Linked DNA regions of Homo sapiens: region 1 is linked to region 2. The links are chromatin contacts, found by Hi-C or POLR2A ChIA-PET in ENCODE. All regions are on one chromosome and are shown on one strand. The core of a region is the stretch at or near the end of the contact, and the rest is flanking DNA. Distances in the headings are between cores, read along the strand shown.

Region 1 (4,795 bases), core at 349-2,848, 200 kb after region 2:
TTGTTGCTGCTTTGTTTTGAGATGGAGTCTTGCTCTGTTGCCCAGACTGGAGTGCAGTGGCATGATCTCAGCTCACTGCAAACTCTGCCTCCTGGGTTCACGCCATTCTCCTGCCTCAGCTTCCCGAGTAGCTGGGACTACAGGTGCCCACGACTACGCCCGGCTAATTTTTTGTAGTTTTAGTAGAGACGGGTTTTTACTGTGTTAGCCAGGATGGTCTCAATCTCCCAACCTCGTGATCCACCCACCTCAGCCTCCCAAAGTGCTAGGATTACAGGCGTGAGCCACTGAGCCCGGCCGAACCTGTCCTTGTTTGTTTTTTGGGGGGGTTTTGCTTGTTTGTTTTGAGATGGAGTCTCACTCTGTTGCCCAGGCTGGCATGCAGTGGCGCAATCTTGACTTGCTGAAACCTTCGCCTCCTGGATTCAAGCAATTCTCCTGCTTCAGCTTCCTGAGTAGCTGGGATTGCAGGTGCCTGCCACCACACCCGGCTATTTTTTTTTTTTTTTTTTTTTAAGACAGAGTCTTATTCTGTCGCCCAGGCTGGAGTACAGTGGCACGATCTTGGCTCAATGCAACCTCCACCTCCCAGGTTCAAGCAATTCTCCTGCCTCAGCCTCCCAAGTAGCTGAGATTACAGAGGTGTGCCACCACACCCAGCTAATTTTTGTATTTTTAGGAGAGATGGGGTTTCACCATATTGGCCAAGCTGGTCTCGAACTCCTGACCTTGTGATCCACCTGCCTCGGCCTCCCAAAGTACTGGGATTACAAGTGTGAGCCACGCGCCCAGCCCACCTGGCTAATTTTTGTATTTTTCATACAGACGGGGTTTCACCATGTTGGCCGGCTGGTCTCGAACTCCTGACCTCAAATGATCTGCCCGCCTTGGTCTCACAAAGTGCTGGAATTACAGGTGTGAGCCACCATGCCTGGCCTACCCTGTCCTTGTGGAAAAGCTTCCTGTCTGCTTGTTCCTATAAAATGTAAGCTCAATGATGACAGGAGCTGCGGTCACTGCTGTGTCCCCAGCATCCCGTCTGGCACAAAGCACACCTTTTCCCTGTGGAAAGAGCTCTCCCCAGGAACTCCGACCAAACTTTCCTATGACTCTAGCTCTGACTTCCCTGGGCGAGCAGAATGAAAGCCCCATCCATTGTACAGACCAGAAAGCTAAGGTCCAGGAGGTGCAGGTTCTCGTTGGGGGCCTCATATCAGGCTCCCTCATGCTCCACCCTGTACTTTGTACCTGGGAGGCCTGGGTCAAGTCACTGCCCTCACTCCCAGTCCCTGAGCTTGAGTTTCGCTCTTTTAATGGGAAGCATGACCTTCATGCTTCATGGAGACTTTGGGGTATGTGGCATCTCTTGGTACCCAGTAAATGTTTGCTAAGTGGACAGAGCCACATTGAGCAGGGCAGAGGAGAGGACCCGCCTCAGGCCCCCACACCATGGTCTTGGGAGCCAGACAGGCTCAGCAGCTCGCAGCCCACGCTGCCGCAGGAATATTTGTCAACTGAGCGAAAGGATTTGGGGTTTGGCACAATTGCACCCTCCGTCTCCTCTCCTGGTGATTAAAGGTGAAGCCATTCTCGCTTGCCAGCCCTGCCAGCTCAGCCCTGACTCACCACTTGGCAGTGTCCCCATACCCTGGAATGCACCCCCACCCTGTCCTCACAGAGGCCCTGCGATGATGGCCTAAGGGAGAAAGTGACATTCAGAGTGAAGCCTGAGGATGCAGCCAAGTGAAGGAAGAGTCAGCCCCCAGACCTGTCCCACCTGCCCTTGACTCTCTGCCCTGTCCAACCTCTCCATTCCCACAGCCCTGGCTCACTATCCTCTCCTCAGCCTTTCCCCAGCCTCCCAGCTCCCACTCTTGCCCTTCTGCCCCCAAGAGACCCCAGAGCAGTCTTCCTACACCCAACATTGACTTCCCTCCCTTGCTTATAGTCGTCCGTGGCTCCCTGGCACCCCCAGGACAAAGTCCCAGCTCCTCAGTGCACCCCCTGCCATCTCTCCTCAGCCCTCCATGCACTCTAAGTAACCCTGAAGCCACACCAGTGTCCTTCTGTTCCTTGAGCGGGCCAAGCTCTCTCCTGCCTCAGGCCCTGTGTGCAAGCTGTCCCCTCTGCCAGCACGCCATCCCCTTCCCCTTCACCTAGTTAATGACAACCAACCCTTCCAGTTCCCAGTTAAATTACACTTTTTTTTTTTTTTTTTTGAGATGGAGTTTTGCTCTTGTTGCCCAGGCTGGAGTGCAATGGCTTGATCTCGGCTCACCGCAACCTCCACCTCCCAGGTTTAAGCGATTCTCCTGCCTCACCCTCCCAAGTAGCTGGGATTACAGGCATGCGCCACCATACCCAACTAATTTTGTACTTTTAGTAGAGACAGGGTTTCTCCATGTTGGTCAGGCTGGTCTTGAACTCCTGACCTCAGGTGATCTGCCTGCCTTGGCCTCCCAAAGTGCTGGGCTTACAGGCGTAAGCCACTGTGCCTGGCCTTAAATGACACTTCTAAGGGGAAAACAAAGCCCTTTCCTCTTGTCATCTGCTTTCTCTGCAAGCCTGAGTTTGCAGTTCTTCATTTGTCATAGCAGTGTGTGGTCAGTGTCTGCGGGGAGGGCCAGGCAGGCTCACCCGTCTTGCTCCACATTGAATCCCCTGTGCCCAGCATGGCGCCTGCACGCAGAAGATGATCAGAAAACATTGACTTAATTAAGTGCAGTAATAGCTAATAATAATAATAATAGCTAATGGGGCCGGGCATGGTGGCTCATGCCTGTAATCCCAGCTGGGAGGCCAAGGCGGGCAGATCGCCTGAGGTCTGGAGTTCAAGACCAGCCTGTCCAACATGGTGAAACCCCGTCTCTACTAAAAATACAAAAGTTAGCCAGGTGTGGTGGTGGGTGCCTGTAATTCCAGCTACTCAGGAGGCTGAGGCAGGAGAATCGCTTGAACCCGGGAGGTGGAGGTTGCAATGAGCCGAGATCACACCATTGCACTTCGGCTTGGGCGACGAGCAAAACTCCGTCTCAAAAATACTAACTAACTAAATAATAATAATAGCTAATGGTTAGAGACTGCTGCTGCACAGGCGCTGTGCTGCATACTCGGGAGGATTAAGCCATTTAATTCCCTCAGCAATCTCATGAGTTAGATCCTGTTATCATTCCCACTCTACAGATGAGGGAACTGAAGCACAGAGAGGGAAAGCGACTTGCCCCAGGTCACACAGCTAAGAAATGGCAGGGACAATATCTGGACTCAGGCAAGATTGGGGAAGTAGGAGTGAAACCCTCCAGTGGCGTCTTCTACCTTAGCTCTGATACCGGGGAGCACCACCTGTCCTGCCGAGCTGGGCACAAGCCCTGGGTCCTGGGGGTGTTCCCTGGCTCGGCAGCAGAGGGCAGCAGAGAGCCCAGTCCCGTTCCAGTCCTGCGCTGGGACCTGCCCGTGTGCCCTGCTCTCCCAGAGTGGCCTTAGCATCGCTAAAAGTTGGAAACTAGGGGCGGCATGACCCCTCTCCCAAGGTGGCCACGAGGATTAGCGATATGGCGCATGTGAAACGCCAGGAAAGAAACCTGACCAATGTTCACTACTGGAGAGGGCACAGACTCAGAGGCCGCGCAACTGTGGGTTTGAATCCCAGCTCCTCACTTCTCTCCGTGCCTCAGTGTTCTCTTTTGTAAAATTGGGACCAGACTGGCCAGGCCCGGTGGCTCACGCCTGTAATCCCAGCACTTTGGGAGGCCGAGGTGGGTGGATCATTCCAGGTCAGGAGTTGGAGACCAGCCTGGCCAACATGGTGAAACCCTGTCTGTAGTAAAAATACAAAAAAAGTAGCTGGGCGTGGTGGTGCACTCCTGTGAACCCAGCTACTTGGGCGGCTGAGACACGAGAATCGTTTGAACCCAGGAGGCAGAGGTTGCACTGAGCGTAGATTCCACCACTCCCTCCAGCCTGGGCGACAGAGCGAGACTCCGTCTCAAAAAAAAAAAAAAAAAAAAAAAAATGAGGACGAGGCTAGAATCCACCCCATGGGATCGCAATGAACATTAAATGGGTTAAACTGTGGTGAGGCACTGCAGGGTCCACGCGAGAGCAGCGGTGCCGCTGTGACTGCTCTCTAACCCCCAGCTGTGTCCTCCCTGCTCTGGTTCACACCAACCGGCTTTGAGCACTCTGGGTTTCTCTCTCCTTGTCTGCCCCTGAGCACCGTGTTCCCCAAACGGAGGTGGGATCAGGATCCGGCAAGTGCCAGGCCGGAGTCTGAGCCCAGAGATGGGACAAAGATGGGCAAGAGTCGGGGGTGGGGGTAATCCCCACAGAAGGTAAAACTGAGGCTCGGGGGTTGGGGACGGCCGGCCTGCCTGCCTACGACCGTCTGATGGACGTCGCCTGGTCTGAGCTGGTTCCAGAGCTGGGTGGGGTGTCTGTTGACTGAGAGGGGAGAGAGAAGAGACTGGGAAGAGAGAGGCAGGGACATTGAAAGATGGTCACAAGAAGTTGGCAGTGGAACATAGGGGGACAGAGATGGGCAGAGGAGGGGGCAGGGCCGAGGATATGGTACCTGCGGGCCGGGCGTCGGGGGCCCGGGCGGGTGGCCCCGGGGTCTCCAGCGCAGGCGAGACGGAGAAGCGGGAGAAGCACAGCGGGGGGCCTGGAGGGGGGAGGAGGGGGAAATCCTCCGCCCACTCGAAACTGCCTCCTGCGGCAGAAGGAAAGACCGCGGTCAGGCTGCAGACACCTGCGGCACTCCCGCCCTCTGGTCCCGCCCCTCCCGACCAAGCCCCTC
Region 2 (4,756 bases), core at 1,930-4,429:
TTATTGGTCACTGTTCAACTGCATTATGGTCAGAGTATGTGGTCTTTCTGGTACCAACTTGGGTTACTTGTTATGACTTTGTCAGTCTAATGTGCCCTATTCTGTCAACTTCCCTGCCACCTCCATTCTTCTCATCTTCTTTACTAAGGGCACATAGATTCACTTTCCACAATGAGCACTATTTAATGTCTTATTTTTATTTTTATTTTATTTATGTATGTATTTATTTTGAGACAGAGTCTTGCTCTGTCACCCAGGCTGGAGAGCAGTGGGGCAATCTCGACTTACTGCAACCTCTGCCTCCTGGGCTCAAGTGATTCTCCTGCCTCACCCTCCCGAGTAGCTGGGATTACAGACACCCACCACCACGCCCAGCTAATTTTTCTATTTTTAGTAGAGACGAGATTTCACCACGCTGGCCAGGCTGGTCTCAAACTCCTGACCTCAAGTGACCTGCCTGCCTTGGCCTCCCAAAGTGCTGGGATTACAGGCATAAGCCACTGTGCCCGGCCTCTTTTCAATCTTTTAAAAGTTGGGAAACGGCCGGGCATGTTGGCTCATGCCTGTCACCCCAGCACTTTGGGAGGCCAAGGTGGGCGGATCGCCTGAGGTGAGGAGTTCGAGACCAGCCTGACCAACATGGAGAAACCCCATCTCTACTAAAAATATAAAATTAGCCAGGTGTGGTGGCTCACGCCTGTAATCCCAACTACTCAGGAGGCTGAGGCAGGAGAATTGCTTGCATCTGGGAGGCGGAGGTTGCGGTGAGCCGAGATTGTGCCATTGCACTCCAGCCTGGGCAACAAGAGTGAAACTTATCTCAAAAAAAGTAAAAATAAAAATAATAAAAAATAAAAGTTGGGAAATATGACTACCTGAAAATGCATGAAAATGTACATATACATTTTTTTTTTCGAGATGGAGTTTTGTTCTTGTTGCCCAAGCTGGAGTGCAGTGGCGTGATCTCCGCTTACTGCAACCTCTGCCTCCCAGGTTCAAGTGATTCTCCTGCCTCAGCCTCCTGAGTAGCTGAGATTACAGGCACCTGCCACCACGACATTTCAAAGTTAATAAAGTGATCACCCTTATACCCACCATCCAAGCCCGTAAACAGCTCATCATTAAACACCAGGCAATTCACGTCTGTGCCTCACAGACGACATCTCCAGCCCCAAGAGGAAACCGCCATGGTTCATTTTGTATCATTCGCCCCCCTCGCTCATCTTTATGTTTGCAGCTATGCAGAAATCCCCAAATACCCTGTTTTCTAGTTTCGATGATGTTTATGCTGCGTATGATGGCATGGCATAGAATATTTCTTTGTGCCTTGCTTCTTTCAGGAAAAGAAAAGCTAAGCAGGTAGGGTGCAGGTGGCATTCATTCTTTCTTAGTTATATTCATTCCAGAGACCCTGGATCTGTATCTCACTTTAGAGATTATAAACATGCTGCTAACACCAATTTTGCAAAGCCCTCCCAATGAGCATTTTATGAAAGTCATTCTTGGCCGGGCGTGGTGGCTCACGCCTGTAATCCCAGCACTTTGGGAGGCCGAGGCAGGTGGATCACTTGAGGTCAGGGTTCAAGACCAGCCTGGCCAATGTGGTGAAACCCCGTCTCTACTAAAAATACAAAAATTAGTCAGGCATGGTGGCATGCACCTGTAGTCCCAGCTACTCAGGAGGCTGAGGCAGGAGAATTATTTGAGCCCAAGAGGCGGAGGTTGCAGTGAGCCGAGATCGTGCCACTGCACTCCAGCCTGGGCAACAGACAGAGTGAGACTCTGTCTCAAAAAAAAAAAAAATAGGCCGGGCGCGGTGGCTCATGCCTGTAATCCCAGCACTTTGGGAGGCCGGGGTGGGTGGATCACTTGAGGTCAGGAGTTCGGGACCAGCCTGGCCAACATGGCGAAACCCCATCTCTACTAAAAATACAAAACTTAGCCAGGCATGGTGCAGACATCTGTAATCCCAGCTACTTGGGAGGCTGAGGCAGGAGAATCACTTGAACAAGGGAGGCAGCGGTTGCAGTGAGCTGAGACTGCGCCACTGCACTCCCGTCTGGGCGACGGAGCGAGATTTCGTCTCCAAAAAAAAAGGAAAAGAAAAGAGAAACGCCACTGGTAAGAGCAGAGGTCCTCCTAGGCGCGCATTCTGCATGGCCCCAGCACTGTTAAGTTCAGCTTTCAGTGTTTGGGGAAGACCTGCAGGTCAGGGACCCCCACTGTGGCTGAGGGGGCTCAAGCTTGGCCCTTTCTCCCGGACCCCTGCTGCCTGCGTTTCCCAGCAATCTGCTGCTTTATCCTAGAATCTGGGTGACTCATGGCCCTCCCCATCCTGGAAGGAATGAAGAGGAGGAGGGGAGGCTGCTATGCCAGGACAGTCCCAGACCTTGCCAAGGGGCCTGGGTCCACTCCCACCCCCAGGGAGCGCTGTGCGGAGGAAAAGGACCATGGCTGAAATCAGAATCCCTGGATTCAACCGGGGGTGGAGGGGGCCGGGGCGGGAGGGGGGAAACATCTGTAGCTGAGGGAACACCCCTCCCGCCTCCAGTCGCTGAGGCTGAACTTAGCCGACTTTGGGGATTCCCCACCCTCTACCCCCAACTGGTCCTCAATTCTCACAGATGTAAACTGAGAATTTTCAACAATCGTTTTGGCAAACATACGCCAGGCCCCCTTCTGAGCGCTTTGCACCTATTAACTCATGCAACGCCTGCAACGCTATGAAGTGGCTGCTGTTATCACTACCATTTTACAGTGGGGGGAACTGAGGCACAGCGAGGCCAAGCACGATGCCCAAGATCACACAGCCAGCAGGTGGCCGGGAGGGGCTCGACCCCGTGCTGTCAGGCACCAGAGACTCGGCTCTTCAGCCCCAGGCCAGAGCCTCCCTGCACTGACGGGGTCGCGAATTCGGGCAGGAGGGTTCGTGTGTGTCCTCACCTCTGGGACGCGAGCTCCGGGGACGGGGGACCTCGTCTGGCGTGGGAGGCATTTAGTGAGCGCCGTGGACTGAAGCCGGGACGGTCTTAGGAGAACCACTTCCCTTCTTGGCCGCCTGAAACCCCCTACAGGGTTCTGCTTCTGGAACTGCATTCGAGGTCAGAGTTTCTAGTACGAGTAAAGCGGATCCTCGGGAAGAGACCCGACCAGAAGGAAATCGCCGTCTTGGAAGATCTAAGTCCGGGATGGAACAAAACCCACTCCGGGCGGGGGGAGCGCGCCACCTGGCGGCGGATCCTGCTAAGGCAGCGCCGCCCGGAGACCAGAAACGTTGGATTTGGGCAGTGGGCCGAGGTGGTTGGAATTGGCGAATGGGCAGTTGTCTGAAAATCATTGTGTGAAACTAAGGACTGTCTACCAGTGGCTTCCAAAATTCTGACGCACAGTAAGAAATCATTTTGCGTCAGCATTTTTTTTTTTTTTTTTTTGAGACAAGGTCTTGCTCTGTTGCCCAGGTTGGAATGCAGTGGCACGATCTCGGCTCACTGCAAACTCCACTTCCAGGGTTCAAGCGATTCTCCTGCCTCAGCCTCCTGAGTAGCTGAGATTACAGGCGCCCGTCACCGCGCCTGGCTAATTTTTTATTTTTAGTAGAGATGGGGTTTTACAATGTTAGCCAGGCTGGTCTCGAATTCCTGGCCTCAAGTGATCTGCCCGCCTCGGCCTCCCAAAGTGCTGGGATTGCAGGCATGAGCCACCGTGCCTGGCCGCATCAGCATACTTTTACAAAAGAATACCACCCTCTATAGCCAACAACAATGGATTGTATACTTCAAAATAGCTAGAACATTTTGCATGTTTCACCGCAAAGAAATGGCAAGCATCTGGGATGATGGATTTGCTAATAACCTTGATTTGATCACTGCACAATTTATATATGTATCAAAACATCACGCCGCATCCTATAAATATGTACAATTAAAAACAAAATTTAGGCCGGCTGCAGTGGCTCATGCCTGTAATCCCAGCACTTTGGGAGGCCGAGGTGGGTGGATCACCAGGTCAGGAGTCCCAGACCAGTCTGGCCAAGATGGTGAAACCCCATCTCTACTTAAAAAAAAAAAAAAAAAAAAATTTGCTAGGTATGGTGGCGGGCACCTGTAATCCCAGCTACTAGGGAGGCTGAGGCAAAGAACTACTTTAACCCGGGAGGCAGAGGTTACAGTGAGCCGAGATCGCGCCACTGCACTCCAGCCTGGGTGACAGGGCGAGACTCCGTCTCAAAAAAAAGAAAATTTTAGTTTTAAAAATACCACCCTGTATTACACGGCCCTGTATTACACGATGCTTTATATTCCACTCTATTCCTTTTTTTTTTTTGAGACAGAGTGTCACTCTATCACCCAGGCATGATCTCGGCTCACTGCAACCTCTGTCCCCCAGGTTCAAGCAATCCTCCTGCCTCAGCCTCCCTCAGCCTCCTGAGTAGCTGGGATTACAGGCTCCCGCCATCATGCCCAGCTAATTTTTGCATTTTTAGTAAAGACGGGGTTTCACCATGTTGGCCAGGCTGGTCTCGAACTCCTGTCCTCAGGTGATCCGCCTGCCTCAGCCCCCCAAGGTGCTGTGATTACAGGCATGAGCCACCAGGCCCGGCCTATTCCTATTTTTAAATGCTGGTCAGGTCACCTTAAAATGGTTTCCTGACTCTCTAAGGGTCTGGGATAGGGTTTTCCACTGTTCTAGATTATCCCCATGTTTTTTCACTTGACAGAGATTATGATGAGGAACCGGTTACACCCACGCTACCTCC

What was found. Hi-C counts contacts between places; a loop is a spot of excess contacts on that map. ChIA-PET counts read pairs that join two places held with the same protein, here RNA polymerase II (POLR2A). Pooled maps may share reads with other maps.
Region 1: a pooled map shows a loop between it and region 2 (2.5-fold over the local background). The contact joins two enhancer-like sites. A Hi-C loop is called at or near these places in 2 of 50 pooled maps. POLR2A ChIA-PET finds 5 or more read pairs at or near these places in 3 of 52 experiments (H1 and WTC11).

Annotation. Positions count from the first base shown.
Region 1 is chr19:48,486,538-48,491,332 of GRCh38, forward strand. It overlaps LMTK3 (lemur tyrosine kinase 3), which reads right to left. Exons shown (of 15, transcript NM_001388485.1): 14 at 4,571-4,708. Among named protein-coding and RNA genes, the nearest start is that of CYTH2, 20 kb to the left of the region's middle. RefSeq lists an enhancer at 3,431-4,002 and silencers at 4,518-4,697, 4,758-4,795. Within about 2 kb of position 1,599, at least 15 of the 41 ENCODE cell types and tissues checked have a DNase peak (open chromatin) inside an H3K27ac peak, as active enhancers do.
Region 2 is chr19:48,288,197-48,292,952 of GRCh38, forward strand. No RefSeq gene overlaps it. Among named protein-coding and RNA genes, the nearest start is that of ZNF114-AS1, 19 kb to the left of the region's middle. RefSeq lists enhancers at 2,941-2,990, 3,011-3,060, 3,178-3,826. Within about 2 kb of position 3,180, at least 3 of the 41 ENCODE cell types and tissues checked have a DNase peak (open chromatin) inside an H3K27ac peak, as active enhancers do.